Linked DNA regions of Homo sapiens: region 2 is linked to region 1. The links are chromatin loops, found by intact Hi-C in ENCODE. Cell type or tissue: PC-9. All regions are shown on one strand. Links, peaks and the distances in the headings refer to the core of each region. The heading gives the core; the rest is flanking DNA.

Evidence for each region. A loop is a pair of places that touch in the nucleus more often than their neighbours do. Peaks named below come from ENCODE experiments on the same cell type or tissue, not always from the same donor. Only the 100,000 strongest peaks of a DNase experiment are listed, where the experiment ranks them.
Region 2: it touches region 1 in a loop (14-fold over the local background); 3 of 110 quality-filtered maps call a loop at or near these places.

The regions. Positions count from the first base shown.
Region 1 is chr12:91,882,148-91,891,510 of GRCh38, reverse strand. No RefSeq gene overlaps it. Among named protein-coding and RNA genes, the nearest start is that of LINC02404, 12 kb to the right of the region's middle. In PC-9, for the core only: no CTCF peak of the experiment used is centred there; DNase peaks (open chromatin) are centred at 580, 5,020 and 5,450; H3K4me3 peaks cover 1,038 bases; H3K27ac peaks cover 1,868 bases.
Region 2 is chr12:92,075,876-92,085,238 of GRCh38, reverse strand. All of the region lies in intron 1 of LINC01619 (long intergenic non-protein coding RNA 1619), which reads left to right. Among named protein-coding and RNA genes, the nearest start is that of LINC01619, 62 kb to the left of the region's middle. RefSeq lists enhancers at 6,712-7,006, 6,355-7,554. In PC-9, for the core only: no CTCF peak of the experiment used is centred there; DNase peaks (open chromatin) are centred at 4,588, 6,668 and 6,918; H3K4me3 peaks cover 1,363 bases; H3K27ac peaks cover 4,649 bases.

The DNA.
Region 1 (9,363 bases), core at 495-8,494:
CTACCAGCTATACCACATGTGACCCTGGATAAATCACTTTCCAAATGGCTGGTCTCTCATTTGTAAATTAGGAACCCACCCAAACTATTCCACAGAGTTTCTGAGACTAAATGATATAATATAGAGGCAACCGCTTTGTAAAATGCTATAAGGATGACATTTGCTATTAAAATTTAATTGATAGTATCATAATTCTGTAATCCTTCCAGAGTTACTCAATATGAATAGCAACGGCGGTGGAGAGGAGCCACACTTTCCTCACCTTTAATTGTAAAGTAATTCAGAAAAAGAAAGAAATTCTACTAGTCATTACGGTAAGTAAAGAGAGATTGCTTTTATATTAATGCACAGAAATATTTGTGTGTGTTCGTGGACTTTACAGTTATCCAAACCAATCTTGTTTTAAAAGCCAAATTTTAACTTATATGATTTTCTTTTCTGAGGTAGTTCCAACTTTAAGATTTTCCTCTTGTTTTTATAATAAAAGGATTTTTCAGAAAAACATAATAAGCTTTTTCTTTCATTTATTATGACTCACCCAGTATTTTGTTTTGTAATCTCCTGTCCTTTGGCCAAAGCCTCCAGGGCAATGCTTACCTTGGTAAGCACCATTGTTCTCACTCATGGGGACAACAATAATTTCAGACACTTAAATATGCAAATGTGTCTGTGATGTCATCCCCAAATGACAAAAAAATTATTCCAAAAGATAGGAAAATATGCGCCCTTTTCTTATTTTGCACATCTGAGAATGCCCAACTGAATTTCAGTTTCTTTCAGAAAATTCAGAGTATTTTTAATAAGAATAAATTTTTTTTCTTATGGTCATCTACTAATATTTTTTTAAATCTATATGTCCCAGTCTTAGCTAGTATGTTTTATTTGTATTTTCCAATGTCTAGGCTGAAACCTAAACACTCTTTTGATTGACAGATAAGTGTAATAGTTTTCAAAACAATCCATTTTGTTCTATTTACTTTAGTGCGTTTGAAACAATTGATATATGGCTTATGTTTGCAAGCATTTAATAATGAAAGTGCTATTTTATCCTAAACAATGAATCAGGGGATGCCTTGGCAATCTAATTTTTGCCTTTTGGGGCTTTATATTTTACACTTGAACACTCCAGCCAAGTCTAAAGTCTAGATACTTTATGAGTTTATATAAAAATACATTTAAAAAATTAGCCATTCTCTAACATGTAACATAAATATTTGTAGCCAAAAGCTATTCACATGTTATAAAGTTTTCTGGAATGTAACACCATGGATAAATATTCCAATATGGGTTAATAGCACATAAAGTCATCTTCATGTTACATGACTCATGAAGACATGTTTTAATCTTTAAGATATGTGTCAGTTGATCTAAGTTAGAACATGTATTTAAGACTTTGAGAGCACAAAACTAAACATTATGCTTCCCTTCAACTTGACAGAAAATCCAGAAGAGCTAAAAAAAATGTACCATGGGAGTACAGCTAAGCTGTATTCAGAAAAAAATAGTTGCTTTGATTATGTTCAGACATTCCTACAATTATTTTTTTGGAAGCAAATTGGATCTTTTAAGCAATCTACAGCTGCTATTTCTGAAATTGTTACTATTATGGCAAACCGGGAGTTTCATAGGTGCCAGACTCTGTCATAGTGTAGTATCTCATTTAATGCTCAAACACCCTTTCATGATGTGAGTAGGATTCTTAGTTTACACATGAGAAAGTGGAACTCAGAGAGGCTTGGTCAAATCAGCAGATAAATTATCATTAGTTTTAACAACAACGTGTTTAGATTTTTATTTTTTTTAGTGGATGAAAGAAACATGCAACTTGTGAAGTGAAACAGCAGTACTAGCCTACCAACGTGTTTGGACACAGTGCCTCCAACATCCCTGCCATGGACATCTTCCCTCCACTATATCTTTCCGTTAAGATTTTATTCGTTCTCCAAGGCTCAGTCCAAATGCCACATCCTCCCCGATTTTCCAGTATGAGTGTCCCACTCCTCTTATGTTCCCTTGGTGTGCTGTTAATATTCCTATTAGAACTCTGGCAGCAATGCATTCATTAAAAGAACACTTAGGGAGTACCACTTTGTACTTGGTGCAAGAGTTACCTGTGATAAGGTCTATCTCTCCCTGAGAATAGGGTCCTTGTCTTACTCACTTTTATGGGTTTTTTTTTTTTTTTTTTAATAGCATCTAGCAGAGAAACTTGCTCATAGGTATGCAATAGAGATTTGAGTAGCGTTCCATTCTGGCCACTCACTGAGTCACATCCAACAACCTCCCTGACATTTTTTTAAAATAAAATAGGAAGCAAACACATGACACACTTAGGGTACTCTCTCATTTATTGAAGAGTTCATAATCAGAAACTCCCACAATTGGAGAGTTAGGTGTGTACTTCAGTTGCTGTCACAAACTGCTTTAGAATGCCGTCAACATTTACTGTGAAAGTTTTTCCTTCTCCAAGATTTTTCTTTCAATTCTTTTAGGAGAAAAAAACCATTTATTAAATATTACTAAGTCCTTGCACCTTGCAGTTTCTATTTGCTCCTAGCGAGGGAAAGCTTTTTAGAGCTCTTGTGGGATACAATGGCTAGAGGGGAGAAGAATGGAGCTGGAGCATCTAGGAGCAATAAGCCCTAGGACGAATCAAAAATATATAAAAACAATGGAATCTTGAGGTTTTCCTGGATGCTACTAACTCATTGACATATTTGGCTATAACCCAGCATAATTCTACATATTCTGTACATTAAAATAAAAGTGATTTATTTAGGAATATCAAGAATATCTCTCTCTATGTAAGGTCCAATCAAAAAGCATAGTAACGATCTTATGCAAGTCATCTCTAAAGATCAAACACTAACCATGGTCCATAGCAAGGCATGTTGCAATTTACAATTAGAGTTATATTCACATGTCTATTTTTAAGATAATCATTTATTAAAGTAAAATTTTAAAAAAGCTTGTTACAAAGGGAGCACATAATTCTGACATTTATGTTTTCTGAGGCTGATTTCTTGTTGAGAATTGCAAAGTGTGAAATTTTTATATTGTCTGATATGTAAACTAATGTGGAATTACTCATGACTTGTAATTAACATAGAACATCTCATTAAAAAAACAGATAACTAAGCTTAGTGATAGATATTGAAACTGTATTCCTAGCCATAAAATTATGTAATACTTGATTTGGATTTGTGTCCCTGTTCAAATCGCATGTCGAATTGTAAACCCCAGTGTTGGTGGAATAGCCTGGTGGGAGATGAATGTATCATAGGGGTGGACTTCCTCCTTGCTGCTCTTGTGATAGTAAGTTCTTATGAAATCTGGTTGTTTACAATTGTGTAGCACCTCCTTCTTCATTATCTCTCTCTTGTCACCATGTAAAGATGTGCCTGCTTCCCCTTTGCCTTCTGCCATGTTTGGAAATTTCCTGAAGCCTCCCTGGTCATGCTTCCTGTAAAACCTGTGGAACCATGAGTCCTTTAAACTTCTTATCTTTATAAGCTACCTAGTCTCTGGTAGTTATTTATAGCAATTTGAGAGTGGACTAATACACTTGGTTAAGAACATTCTTTTGTGTTGGTATTAATTTCTAAGCATTAAGCATAGGCTGTAAATAATGCAATCTCTTACATTTGAATAGAGCTTATAAATGCTTCAAAATTTTTTTTAGATTTACTCAAGGATAAATTAATATTAAAGTGCTAGTTGTGTAAAGAACCTTATATGTTATCTCATTTCATGGTAAAAATTAGGAAGCAAAAAGATACATTTTGAACTTGTTACAAGTTTGCTCAGCTAATACAGGGCAGAGATTCAAATTTAGGTTTTTCTGATACTTAGAACTCTTCAATGTCTTTGTAATATCCCCTTGAAAACTGATAACAAGGAATTCTAGTGATTTGCCCAAGGTCATAATTCATGGCAGATTAGAACCCAGAATTCCCATCTTTTAGTTATTTCCATATTCTCTATTACTCTATGCTTTATGCGTAGATATTAGAAAGTCAAGATTAATTTTTAGTATTTAAAGATTTTCCTTTTCTTATAAAGGTTAAATGTGATTTGGATAGGAAAATCTGCTTCCAAGGACTGCTTACCTAACTAGAAATTCTGTATAAAGCCTGAAGCAAATAATCGGGGTAATTAACCTGAATGATGTAAACACTCTTTTTCATAGAGTCATGCTATATACAGTAAAAGTTATCTTAAGCATCATTTTACTAATCAGGAAGTATTCCTCTGAAAAATCTCTTCCATCTGAAATCTCTTAAGATTGCATATAATGCAGTATTTGGGCTCCAGTGGTACACATATAAGAGCTCTCACTTAGAGTTAAATTGTTTCCACTTAAATTGACAACACTTTAGGAAACAGGGACCATGTATTTTTCAAAATTGCTTTCTTGAATCTCAGATACTACGCAAGTAAGATAGTATACATATTTGTAGACATTTGTTGGAAAAAACTTGAGAACCCAGCATGCAGCCCATTCTCTGGAATAACAAATGTAATAGATTCAAGGACAACAGTCCCACACAAGCAAATATTAATAATTAGCTATTTTGTGACCAGAGGAAAGCGACAAGTTTCCTTTCGCAAAATCTAGCCCCTTCTTTACGTATACTTAGCTCCAGGAGTATAGCCCTGTGCATTTGCTCCTAAGTAAAATGAGGAAATAATCTATTGAGTCCATTGAGGTAATGGGACTTAAAATTAAGTTGTAAATACCTTTGGAAAATGTTGAGTTCCAACTCTCACACAAGATTGAATACAAACCTTTTTATTGTAAAGACCACATATTGCCCTTCCTCCAGTTCAATGAAATCAGAGATAGGAACTATGGATGTTTACTTGATGAGGCACTGACCCAGATGACGTCTAGTAGATTACTGCTTCAATGGCCTAAATGACATTTTAGAGCTTAAATGAATCAGTGTGCTTCTGAAAATACCTTGCACCCAAGGACTGGTTGGGTCCGGCCAAGTAAATATTAGCAAAATCAGTTGATTACAAAAAAAAAAAATCCAAATTCTCAATAATCTCATCAGGAATGCAGACCAAGAAATCTGAGATGGATTGGCTCACCAGGTCAATATTCGTCATTCAGAAGTCAGTGTGTTGGTATCGGCTACGGACACTGAGGAAATTACTTATCTTATTTTTTAAAGATATGTAGTATCTTTCTTAAGATATACAATAAACAGCAGCCTTTTTATGGCATGGATCCCTCCTAGGTGCCATCTGTAGAGTTTAAGCTAGGAAAGGTCACCCATTTGTATCTCTTGCTTGTTTATAGAACCTGGGCTGCCAGTTATTTAAAGGTCTCACTTTCAAAATGGACTTTGATTGACATATTTTCCTGTTTGCTTATTATCTGAGAAGGTAGCTCACAACAAAAATGTAAAGCCTTACATTCAAACTTGATGACTCAATGTTCCAAATGTTAGGAATGTGATTTGAAACAAATGGGATATACAATTAAGTTAAAGGGAATTTGACTTTTTATCAAGGTGAGATTGTCAGATGAGATATGTACAAAAATGTAAATATTCTCCTGAAGAGTGAAATGTTTTAATACAGGCATGACCAGTTTGACCAAAGCTCTCATTCTGTCTGTCATTATGTGAATTTCAAAACATTTTTTTTTCCATGAAACAATAGACTGGTACTTGAGGTCTGTTCTGTATCAAGGTAAATTTCATTTTGATTCCAATAAAAATAGTTATGTGAAAATCTCAGAATTTAAAAAGACCCTATCAGACAATTAAAACTAGTTTCCTGCAAATATATTGCTAAACTCTATGAAACTGTTTTTTGGGAATGGGTAGAATGTATTTGGCACTTCTAGGGATTAGTGTATTTCTAAATAATTTCTCAACTATTGGCTAAAGTTTAAATATTACAGCCTTTTTTTTCAGAAATTGAAACATTAAAACATACATTCAAGTAGAAGACACTAAATAGAATATTCTCAAACTAGGTTTTGAATATATCCTAGAAGGAGGATTTAAATGTCTCTATTGTTTTTTCTTTTGAACAGATTTGTGTGTTTGTTATACTTTTCCAAAAAAAAGTATAATTGCTCATTCCTAAAACTTAGAAAAGAATGGCTTTTTTCAAACTTTTTTATAAAAAGCATTAGTTAAAATTACAAATAGTCTCCTGTCAGCCAATCTAACACTTAGCAGCAGGCTCGGCATGGCTCTGATTAAATTCTTTTTCATTTGCTTTTTGCACATATGTGTGTATGTGAATATCAATGATTTCAGTTTTTTGAAAACATGTTTTCCCTTCATAATGCTTTATTTAAATGGGAAAACAACAACAATAAGCTCCCAATGACTTTAGTGAGACTAGCATTGAGTAGTGAGAGGTTTGACACAAAGGAAATAAAAGCTGTGAAAGAAAAGCGAGCAATGAATGGACCTAGGTACGTGGTAGATGGTGGTGTGCTTGTCATTAGCAAAGAAGCACGTGTGAGTTGTCACGTATTTCATGTCAAACTGGTCAAAGGCATTATTTTAAAATGACATGTGGTTCATTGGGAATCAGTTTACTTCCATTCTTATGTTCAAATTAGGTTAATTTTTTCTTTAGTTTTCTCAAAGGGTGAAAACATCCCATCTCTTTTACAGACCTCCAGGGAAAGGCATGGAGGTTTGAGGCATGAAGACTCTAAACAGCCAAATTATGTCTTGGGCACAGATTCTATTATTCGGTGGGAACCCATCAGTCTAGTTTTCTGTGAAAAGTAAGTCCCTTCCTTTGTATTGCCTGGTCAGTCGTTCAGTTCTGATTGTAAGACATGTTCAATTAGGAGGTTTCCTTCTTAGACACAGTGAACAATGATCACTTACGAATGCAGAGGTTCATCGTTGAGGGCAGTCATTTATTTACATCATGGATGGAAGTTTTTCTTTAAAGCACAGTTTTCAGGTTTACTATTCCCAGGAAACATATCAAAGCATGTATTTGAAAGGCTCAATGTCAGAATCCCTGCTTTGTTTACCAGAACTGTTTTTCACCTTCTGTAAAATCACAGATGGGTGTTAACATTTCAGTGAATAAGATGTTCCATTGTGTGAAACAGCGGCTCCTAGCTTTCATACATTTCCAGGATCAAGCCATTTCACTTTTTAATCATAATGACCATAATAATAATTGCTCTAATAGTTATTGCATAGATACCACCATTAAGCAAGTTAAGTTCTCAATATCTCAGTTTACCCATCTGTACAATAACAATGATAACGTCCTCCTAAAATGTCATGAGGATTAAGTGATAGAATGTATATCATTACTGGACTATAGTAGGTGTTTAATAAATGATAGCTATTCTCATTCGTTTTATGTGTTTACATCATATAAAACTTCTGTCACTTTATTTGAGAGAGCTATAGATGCGATCAAGTGACACTCCTTCCCCAGGGAGTCAAGCCTGAAAAGAAATAAACACTGCGGCTCACTGAATGACTTGCCATTAGGATGGTAATAAATACAGCCCTGCTGTCCATGGTGAAATAGTACTAATGATTACCACACTCTTATTTTCCTCTGTCAGACCATGTACGATTACAGCCCTGGGTCAGTTTGACTTAAACTCAGCTTCTGGTCATCAGGACCTAGTGCTAAATACCTTTTAAATATTAGAATTCTCCAAAAGAAGGGAATTTTTAATCTGGTAGCATTCTAATAAGCTCTTTTCCTATAAATATGTGAAATTGTTATTGACTATTATGCATTTTAATTAATTTTGTTTTCTTTTTGTACTTGTGCCTGGGGATAACACTGAGAAAGGCATTATTTTAAAGATTGAATGAATAAGTAACCCAAACACAAATGATTTATCTTTCCCTGGATTATGACATTTAGAAAAAAATAAAATAGCTATGTTTTTATATTATGTGATAGATTATTTTTTTGCTTTTTTCTCATTACGTTTAACACATTATAACATAATTTGTTGTATATAATATACACATATATAACACATTATGTTAGTCAAATTCCACATCCTATGAATTTTTTTAATGAAACCAATTATTTATTTCTCTAGTTTTTTTAGAGTTCTGTTTCAGTGACTTATATGTGAAATACAGAAATTCCCAAATGAATCGGCAAAAGTACAAAATATGTTATCTTAAATAAAAGCTTATATTCTAATGTTCATTGCCAGTATGTGACATTCTTAGAAGTCATCAGCTGGTGGGATACTATAGCTGATGTTCACAATATACAAGGTTCAATCTGTTCACACTCTCCAGGGTTCAATAGTTCATCGGAGATAAGCATCTATAGTAAGATGTTCTTTTGAAACTTGTCAGGAAAATCTTAAAAGCATTGTCGCATTAATTTTCTCATTATTTTTCATTGTATCACTGGTGGCAGATAAGGATGAAAAGGGCTCAAAACGGTATGTCTAGAAAGAAAAAAACCGGCCCATTTACTAATCTAAGCATGGAATAGAAATTCTCCAAGTTGATTTTGTTTTGCCTCATTATCCATATAAACCAGGGATTTGAGGTAAGACCTGACTCCAGAACTCACATTGATCTTCACAACTTCCTGCTATCCCTTCTGGAAGAACCCAGGCAAAAAGCAAACCCAGAAGTAAAATTTTCACCTCTCAAATATTCTAAATCCTTTTTCTTATCCTTCATGTTTTCTCGCTTATCAACCCCACAATCTGCCTTTGTAATCTACACATTCTGAGGCTTTAAATCTTCCCAGCTGGGTCTCATATCCCACTCAGGTTGACATTTGCTTATATATTGTTGTCTTGACCATCATATCCCTTCAGAGAAGAAGAAACCACTGACGTTGAAGGTAGGAGAAATGTCTTGTGTCTTAAGCTTTACTGTGTGAACTTTTTTTTTTTTTTTCCAAGATGGAGTCTCGCTCTTTCTTCCAGGCTGGAGTGTAGTGACATGATCTCTGCTCACTGCAGCCTCCACCTCCCAGGTTCAAGCAATTCTCCTGCCTCAGCCTCAAAAGTAGCTGGGATTACAGGCACTCACCACCATGCCCTGCTAATTTTTGAATTTTTTGTAGAGACGGGGTTTCACCATGTTGGCCAGGCTGGTCTCCAAGACCTCAAGTGTTCTGCCTGTCTTTGCCTCCCGGAGTGCTGGGATTACAGGCGTGAGGCACCACACAGGGTCTACAGTGTGAACTTTACATTCACTTGACATCATTGCCCTTTGCAAAAATGGAATGAGGGTGGGCTTGGGCTATCCAATGTTAGATGCTTTTAAAGTTCTAACCTTGAATGTGGTAGAAATTAGTGTTCATGGACTCTTGCAGCCAGAATGCCTGGATTTGAAGCCTGTTTCTAGCACCTGTCACTGTGAT
Region 2 (9,363 bases), core at 637-8,636, 190 kb before region 1:
CCAAGTTCCATACTGCTGTGAGGATCCGGTGGCTGTGCTGGGCTGTGCAGTGTGGTAGAAAAGAAAAAGACAGCTGGTGATGAAAAAAATCTCTGTGAGCTTTCCCTGCTCATAGTCATTCTTGAAACAATGATTTAGTGAACTTTTTTTACTCATATGAACATACAAATAAGCCTTCTGCCCTCTCCACTTCCCTGCCAATCTTTCTAATTTTCCACTTTATTGGTTGATTATCATATTTCTCAGAATTCTCGGGTTAGTTTTTTTTTTCTTTCTCATGTGAGAACAGTGGTTCTTAATTTTTTTGGGAGTCACATACTTTTGAGAATCCCATGAGAGGTAGAATTTTTCTCTTAAGAAAAATTCATAGGCTGGGTGTGGTGGCTCATACCTGTAATCCCAGCATTTTGGGAGGCTGAGGTGGGAGGATTGTTTGAAGCTAGGAATTCAAGATCAGCCTGGGCAGCCAAGCAAGACCCTGTGTCTAAAAAGATTAAAAAATAAAATAAAATTAGCTGGGTGTGGTGGCACACACCTGTGGTCGCAGCTTCTTGGCTGAGGCAGGAGGATCACTTGAGTACAGGAGCTTGAGGCTGCAGTGAGCTATGGTCTTGCCACTGCACTCCAGCCTGGATGACAAAGGGAGACCCTATATCTTAAAAAAAAAAAAAAAGAAAAGAAAAGAGAAAAAGGAAAATTCACAAGGACTCAGAATATCAGGAAGCCCAGAGATTCCCCAGAAGTTCAATCCCCACTGTTCCTTGCCTGCTTATAACACCTTTCACTTGCTACTTGGCGAACTGCTTCTGTTTCTAATGTTGATTGAGCAAAGATGTCCTGTTTCTTCTGTATAATAAAGAAGCAAAATAACAGAGCAGGAAAAGTGAGTTCCTTCAGGCTCACAGTCCCTTGGTAAGAGTCTTTCTCCTGTGTTATTCTTTGAAGAGTTGTCTAATGGACTCTTCTTTCTACCAGGTAATGATGATACTGATACACTGGAGTAAAAAACGATTATTGAGTTGGTTTTCCAGAAATGAGAATACATTGTGTATAATGCTATGTACCCTTTACCATAGACCCTCTTGAACCCAAAGTATATATTTGCAAGATGGCATCCCTATCAGATGAGGTCTTTGGTGATAGAGCTGAAAAAAATTAACTGTTTCCTATAGGAATCTTATCTCTGATTAGACAACAGGTCTAGAACTAATAGAAAAAACTAAATGTCTGTGTTCCTCAAATAAAGAAACATCTTAAAAATATCATAGGTATTCAAGATCGCATGTCTACTGACTCCAATTTGAAAAATGCTGATTTATAAAGCTAAAGTATTATTCTAAGAAACTGCTTTTTTGTTCCAATTGTAAGTGGTAAGAGTTCTTGTGTTTTGCACAATAATGGCTCCCCAAAGACATCTATATTCTAATCTATAAACATGTTGCCTTACATGGCAAATGGAACTTTGCAGAAGTGACTATGTTTAAGGATCTTGAAACAGGGAGATTATTCAGGTGGCCCCAATCTAATAATCTGAATTCTTATACTTGGAGAATCTTTCCAGTCTTTAGTCAGAGAAAGAGATGTGACGATGGTAGCAGACTCAGACACGTGCTTCATCACTGGCTTTGAAGAAGGAAGAAGAAGGCTGCAGGCCAAGGAATGCGGCTACCCTCTAGAAGCTGCAAAGGCAAGAATGGTTTCTCCTCTAGAGCCTCCAGAAAAAGCCCAGGCTAGCTGACACCTTGATTTTAGTCCAATGAAAACTGTGTCAGGTGTCTGACTTCCAGAACTGTAAGATAACAAATTTTGTTGTTTTAACCCACTAAGTTTGTGGTACTTTGTTATAGCAGTAATAGAAAACTAATACAGTTTTGTTGTTAAACTATACAAGATTTAAAAAATATATTGTTAACATGCAAAAATAAAAATAAAAAAATTTACAAAATTCATGACCTCTGAAACGATGTCTCTGGATATTCCAACAGTCCTTGGTTCTGAGAGTGAGAGACACCACTGTATTTAAATATTTAAGGAGATGCCAAGCACGGTGGCTTACGCCTGTAATCCCAGCACTTTGGGAGGCCGAGGCAGGGGAATTGCTTGAGTCCAGGAGTTGGAGACAAACCTGGGCAACATAGAGAGACCTCGCCTATAAAAAATAAAAAATTAGCTGGGTGTGGTGGTACGTGCCTGTAGTCCCTCTACTCGGGAGGCTGAGGTGGGAGGATCGCTTGAACCCAGGAGGCTGAGGCTGCAGTGAGCTATGATCACACCACTGCACTCAGCCTGGAAGACAGAGTGACAAAATTAAATTAATTAAAAATAAATAAATACTTAAGAAGCAATTGATAAAAGGATTCATAGATCTTTCTTTTTACCTATGCTTTTGTTGAGCAGATTTGTAAGTTGTTTAATTCATTGTCTCAAATTTGGTGGGCTTATTTTGTGAAATAGTTATCTTTCCTCATATGCCAAGTCACTTTCCCTTTCAGTTATTTAAACTAATCATCTCTCAGAGCTCAGATTTCCAATAGTAGCCTATAAATGATGCATCATAGCCTTTAGTAATGCATTTTATAATCATCAGAAGCTGTGCATTATTTTTTTGCATAATTCAAAGTTTTTCTGTTTAGCATTAAAATAGCAGATTGGTTTATTTGCAGTGAGATTCTTTCAACTAATAAAAACATAGCTAGTTCTTCTTAGTAATACTTTGAAATCTAACTGTGTTATCTCTTGGAATATTTTATTTGTACCCTGTGGAAAAATATGCATCTCATTCAGACAATCATGTTGTCTTCTCTCTGTCTAAAATTATTGATACATTGATTTTAAAAACACTCATACACACACAGAAATAGGGAGAGAGAGAGAGAGAATATATATAATAGGTCAAGAAAGAATTTGAGAGGTTACCTCTTTCTTCAGGCAGGACTATATCTGAATGATTCTGAACAGATAAATATCTATCCTAGGAATGGAAATGAAATTTTTTCCCCTAAGGGAGCTCTAAATATATTTCAGTCTGCTCATTTGCAAGAGTCATTTACATTGATTTCCATGAACCATTCCTAGGTCTATTCTTCATACAACCCTTGACTTATCAAAACCTCTCTTCCTCTCTTTCTCGCTCTCTTTCTCCTATTTATTATTCATTCAATTCATATTGAGTGCCTACTCTGGGAATGGTCTTGTGCAAGGCATTATGAGAATCTCTGAGAAGTGAAACATATAGTTCTACCCCAAATAACTTACACTCTACTGGGGAAGCCAGAGTTTGGGCCTAAGGAAAAGTTAAATGACTCCACAAGAGATGCTTATAAGATATCAGACAGTGAAGTGCAAATGAAGGATAATAACAGATAAATATGAGTAATGATGATGGCAGAATAAGCGTCTGTTGAGTACCTGCTGTATGCTAGGCCCCTGTGTGTGTTGTCTCTTTTTAATCCTCAACAAACTGTTGAAATAAAGATTTTTATACCCATTTATATAATTACAAAATATTGGATATGAGTATTCAAACTGACTCAGCTTTATCTGAATCTAAAACTCATGTTCATTTCACTGGGCCACACTTTCTTTGAACTTCACAGAAAGCAATGCTCCCTGTGGACTGAAATGTTTCTGGAGGAAGTAGCAATTGTTAGATTCCTATATCAAGCATCTACGCTGTGTCAGGCACTTGCTAGATCTGTACTCCCATTGTTAAAAATGAGGAAACTGAGGCACAGAAAGGCCAAGTAACTTGCCCACAGGCACGTATTAAGAAAGTGTTACAGCCACTATATAAATCCCAGATAGTCTGATTCCCAACGTAATTCTGCCTCCTGCTTTGTGCTGGATATCAGAGACATAATTTTGAGTGGCACAAGAAGGTTTTCTTAGTCTTTATAGAGTAATATGGAAAGAAATGTATATGATGAAGTGTGATAACTATTTTGATAGAGGAAGTAGAATGCTGTGGGGATACAGAAAAGTGTTCATAATCTAGACAAGAAGAAAACAGAGAATGCTTCCAAAGGAGAAGTTTTTAAGTCAAAACCTGAGGGATGAGTAGAAGAGAGCCAGGGAAGGAAGAAAGGAAGATGGGCAGTTAGTCACAGCCTATACCCTAACTCAGTGATTCGTTCACAAAGCAGCCAACTGCTTCTATTAACGTCTTCCCTCAATATCCACTGGGTTCACTCCTTAATTTCATTTAGGTCTTTATGCAGATGTGACCTTCTTACTGAGATCTCACCACCCTATTTAAATTACACCACACCCCCACGCTACCAATTTCTCTCCATGTCATTCATTTAACTGCCTGTTTTATTTATTTGTTGTGTTTTAAAATTGTCTCTTCCCTCCCATATGAATATGTGCTCCCTGAGAACAATTTTCTTTCTGTTATTTTCATTGCTATATCTTAAGCACCTAAGACAGTGCTTGCAACATAATAGGCTCTCCATAAATACGTTTGGGCTCTCCATAAATACTTGCTGAGTGAATGTTGAGTGGATGAACTAAGAGTTCCATAAATTCCTGACTTCATGATTGCTGTCGCATGTGACTCAGACATACTTTCACTCAGGTTTCTCAGTAAACACTTCCCGATGTCCTTAGAATGTCATGCTCCATTCTAAATACTCTAGGAGGCCCCAGGCTATGTGGTGGGCAGGTTCCTTTCACCAGGGTGCTTTTTATCTCCCTAAACTCAATAAACCACAAAGAGAATTTTCTCCAACTTTGTGTAGTACAGTGGCTTTTAGTTTCTGTTTCTATCCATCACCTGCACAGTGACAAAGACTCTCTTCTGTGCCAACTTTAGTCAGGGTCCTTTGAAACTTCTTCTCGTCTAGGCTTCTAATTTGGCCTGTTGAGCCCCATTTTTGCAAATAATCCTGCTAAGTCCTTCAAGAATCTCTCATCCTTACCAATTGTTGATCCACTGACCTCCTCACTCTCCTCATTGGGTATAAATCTCCAGCTGTCTTTGCAATAATTAGGAGTTGAGTTCAATCCCTCTCCTCTTTTGCAATAGTCTTGAATAACATCTTGGCTGTTTGTAACAAGTGTGTGGTGCAAACATTTTTTATTTGGCAATGTTCTCTTTTCAATTTTATTTCCATAAAGAAGTTTGTTTCTGCTGGGCACGGTGACTCACGCCTGTAATCCCAGCACTTTGGGAGGCTGAGGGGGGCAGATCACGAGGTCAGGAGTTCGAGACCAGCTTGGCCAACATGGTGAAACCCTGTCCCTATTAAAAATACAAAAATTAGCCAGATGTGGTGGTTCACGCCTGTAGTCCCAGCTACTCGGGAGGCCGAGGCAGGAGAATTGCTTGAACCTGAGAGGCAGATGTTGCAGTGAGACAAGATCGCGCCACTGCACTCCAGCCTGGGCGACAGAGCAAGCCTCCATCTCAAAATAAATAAATAAATAAATAAATAAATAAAGTTTATTTCTAGATCTCTTTGCCCAATTAATCCTCTGAATCTCATCCCTGTGGTACCTTCCTGTGTTATGGTGTTTGTCACACTAAAATTTAATAATATGCTTTCTGATTTTTGCTTAATTAATAAGACCTTTGGCTTTTGGTTGACTATGTTTAAATATGAGTACACTATAAAAATATTTAATATATCAGAGCCACTATATGTAGCCTGTTTTGTCTATGTCAATAAACTTCTATTATTTTCTCAGATAGTTTGCTTTATAAACATAGGCTGACAGTTGGTACTTTGCTCCTTTTTTTAATATTCAGATGAAGGTACTGAAGCAGAGATTCCAAAGCCTGTTTTCTGATCGCAACAGAATCTAAAGACCTTAGAGGAGGCAAGAGTAACTCATTTGATCAGAGAGGAAGAGGAGAGAGGAGACAGAGAGAGAGAGAGAGAGAGAGAATGAGAGACAGACAGACTGAGTAGAATGAGAATATTAGGTGCCTGACTAGGAAACTGCAGAACAAGGTGATTACTCCTTCATCCTCCCCCTCCCCTCATGGAGTTGCCAAAGAGACTTGAAGTTATATTGTCCTGGTGATGGAACACTGTGGTTATGGTTACTGTGTAACTTTTGAAAATAATTTTTGGAATCATTGGTTTGCCAAGTAAAGTCCATTCATGTGCTATTATGTCATTATACCAGGAGAAGAATGGCATATTAGAAATAAAAACTGGAAAGAAAACTTGAAGTTAATGTCTAGTTTCTGCCCACGTGATGTGACTGGACCTTCTGTATAATGATGGCCATGCTTACAGCAGTCTGAGCAGACCAAGGTCAGAATAGCAACCTGCTCCCTGCTATCACTTCTATTACAGTCACCTCATTTCAGCCCTTGGACACAAAGCAAACTTTATTTGGAATTTTCCTGGCTGGTGAGACATCCACTCAAGGATTTTTTTTAGGTCATCTATTTCTTGTTTCTCCAATATGGATTCAGGAAAAAAATGGATCTAATTATGAACCTTTTGATCAATCAATTAGATGTTTCCTTGGTCTTTGAGCAGAAACTTAACATGGAATTCCTGAAGGTCAAATACATAACTCTGAATAAAATATTGAAGCGGGTTTCAAGTTTCATAACTACTGAATTTTGAGATAAGTGTTTCCATATGTTTCTACTGATGAATCAACCTATAGTCACTTCATAGTTTCACTCAAAAACATTTTTTTCCTTTCCCAGTTTTGTTTTTCTATTACATTTGTGTTTCTCTTCATCCCACATGAAATCTTCTATTCCCAAGAGAGCTCCTGAATGAGAAAGAAGAGAGGACAAAACAATGAAGTGTGAGCACGGAGTCAGTTGGGCAAAGTCCCAAGATATCTTCACAAGAAGGAATAACAAGGGTGGAGTGCACAGTAGGAGCAAAAAGTTGCTGAGTCACATAGAGACTAATGTTCCCACACTAGGATAGGAAGATCTTGGTACACAGACAACAGTTTGTCTGCAAGTCTTTTCCAGGGTTACTGGGCTGCCTAAACCAAACCACCCCTTCAGGCTTACAATAGTATGATGTTCAGCGACTCATCTCTTAAGACTCTTCCTTTTGACTCTTGTCATGCCTTCCCCATAAAGATCATTTCATGAATGGTTTGTCTGTGGTTCAGAGAGAGACATGTAAAAAGCTTAAATAGTATAAGGTAGGGTCTAGGATTAGTGAATTAATTCAACACATATTTATTGAACATATATTATGCATCAGTCATGTTTTTCTCTAGGAATTAGAAATAGAGTTATGGGTCACTGCTCCATTGAGCTTCCGTTCTAGCGATAACTGGGGAGTGGTGAAGAAGTCAGACATTCAGCAGATAAGTCAATGAACAAACATGATTATTTCTGAAGGTAACGTTTACCAAGGAAATAGGCCTGGGGGTTACCACTGAAAGTGATGAAGGGAAGGTGGAAGTGAAGTGTTCCAGGCAGAGGGAGCATCATATGCAAAAATAGCATGTGCAGATGAGAGTGGCTTCCATCCTTTTTTTGTCAGCTTCAAAGGCTTCTAGGAGCCATGGCAGAAGCTGTGATATGCCCAGAGGGCCCTGCAGTCTGTTGATGTTTCAAATCTAGGGAAACACAAGGGCCCTAGGCAGCATAGCCCTGACCTAAGAAAAAGAGGGTGATTAAACACCTCATGTCTTCTTTTGTCATTTTTGCTATTTTACCTCCCCTCTCAGTCTCTACCCACTTCTAGAACAATCTCATCTTTAGGGGTAGCTGCAAACAAGTCCCCATGGAAATGCTGAATAAAAGTATTTGAGGAACTTCTGTAAATAACTTTGAGAAATGATACCATAATTTCACTGGGCTTTGAAAAAAGTGCTACACTGTGGAATAATGAGTTTTATTGTAGTACATTAAGTCACTGATTCTCAACTGGGAGTGATTTTGCTCCTCTGTCTCCTTCCCCCAAGAAGACATTGGTAATGTCTGAAGACACCTATGATTGTCACAACTTGGGATATGAGACATCTAGTGAGTAGAGACCAGAGAGACACCATTAACCATGTGATAGCACACAGAACAGTCTCCCTACAACAAATAATTATCTAGGCCTGCATAAAATGTTGAATCAAAGCTCTTGTAGTTCTTCTTACCAGCATAGATTTAATCTTTCACATCAGTGTCCGGTGTTGTCAGAGTACAGAATGGGTTCCGTTTCTGGAGATTGTTAGTCTTCTGGATCCATTATTGGGGCTCAAATCCTGGCTCCTGACTTATCAGAGGTGTGACTAAATGTCTGTGTGTGAGGCCTTGAGCAAGTTGGTTAGCATTCTGTGTCTCCATTTCCTTATCTGTAAAATGAAGATAATAATAGTCCCTACCTCCCAAAGTTATTTTGAGGAAACTGTGAAGTGATGTATTTGATTATTAACAGGGTCTAGCATACCACGATCACTCAATAAACATTAAACATTATTATTATTTCCTGCTGCCAAGTCTTGCTTACTGAAATCAAGACTGGTAACTATCAGAAGATTTGGGTGGAGATCATCAACATTAGCATACCCTGTCCCACAAATTCATTTTGGATCCTTCATCAGCTAGTGGCAGCAAGTATTTATGGACTGCCCAAATGTATTTACGAAGAGCCTGTTATGTTGCAAATACTGTCTTAGATGCTTAAGATATAGCAGTGAAAATAACAGAAAAAAATTGTTCTAAGGGAGCATCTATTTGTATGAAAGAAAATAGACAAAAAATAAACAACAGTCAAAATATGTAGTTAGGTGAATGTTGGGGAGAGAAATTGGTAGTGTTGGAGGTGTAGTGTAATTTAAATAGGGTGGTGAGGAAAGACCTCAGTAAAAAGGTGACATCTGAGTAAAGACCCAAGTGAAATTAAGGAGTGAACCAAGTGGATATCTGGGGGAAGAAGTTAATAGAAGCAGTTGGCTGATTTGTGAACCAATCAGAGTTAGGTTATGGGCTGTGATTTTGTTGACTAATTGCACATGCCCCTTTCTTCCTTCCCTGGCTCTCTTCTGCTCATTTGGAAGAATTCTCTGTTTTTTTTTTTTTTCTTGTCTAGATTAGAAATTCTTTTCTCTATTCCCACAGCATTCTACTTCCTCTATCAAAATAGTTATCACACTTCATCATATAACTTGTTGAATTTTCTTTCCATGTTATTCTAGAAGGACTAAAAAGACCTTCTTGTGCCCCCAGAAATTATATCTTTGATATCCAGCACAGTTCCAGTAACCTGCCAGGCATCCTGCTGAATAGGGAGAAGGATGAAAAATATGGAGTGGACAGACCTGGTGGAAGTTTCCCCTTGAGTGCAGCAACGTGATGACCCCAGAGAAAAGCAGTAGACACATTTATCTTTGACTTGAAAATAGAGCTGATGTTTTAAAGCCTCAGTAAAGTATCTT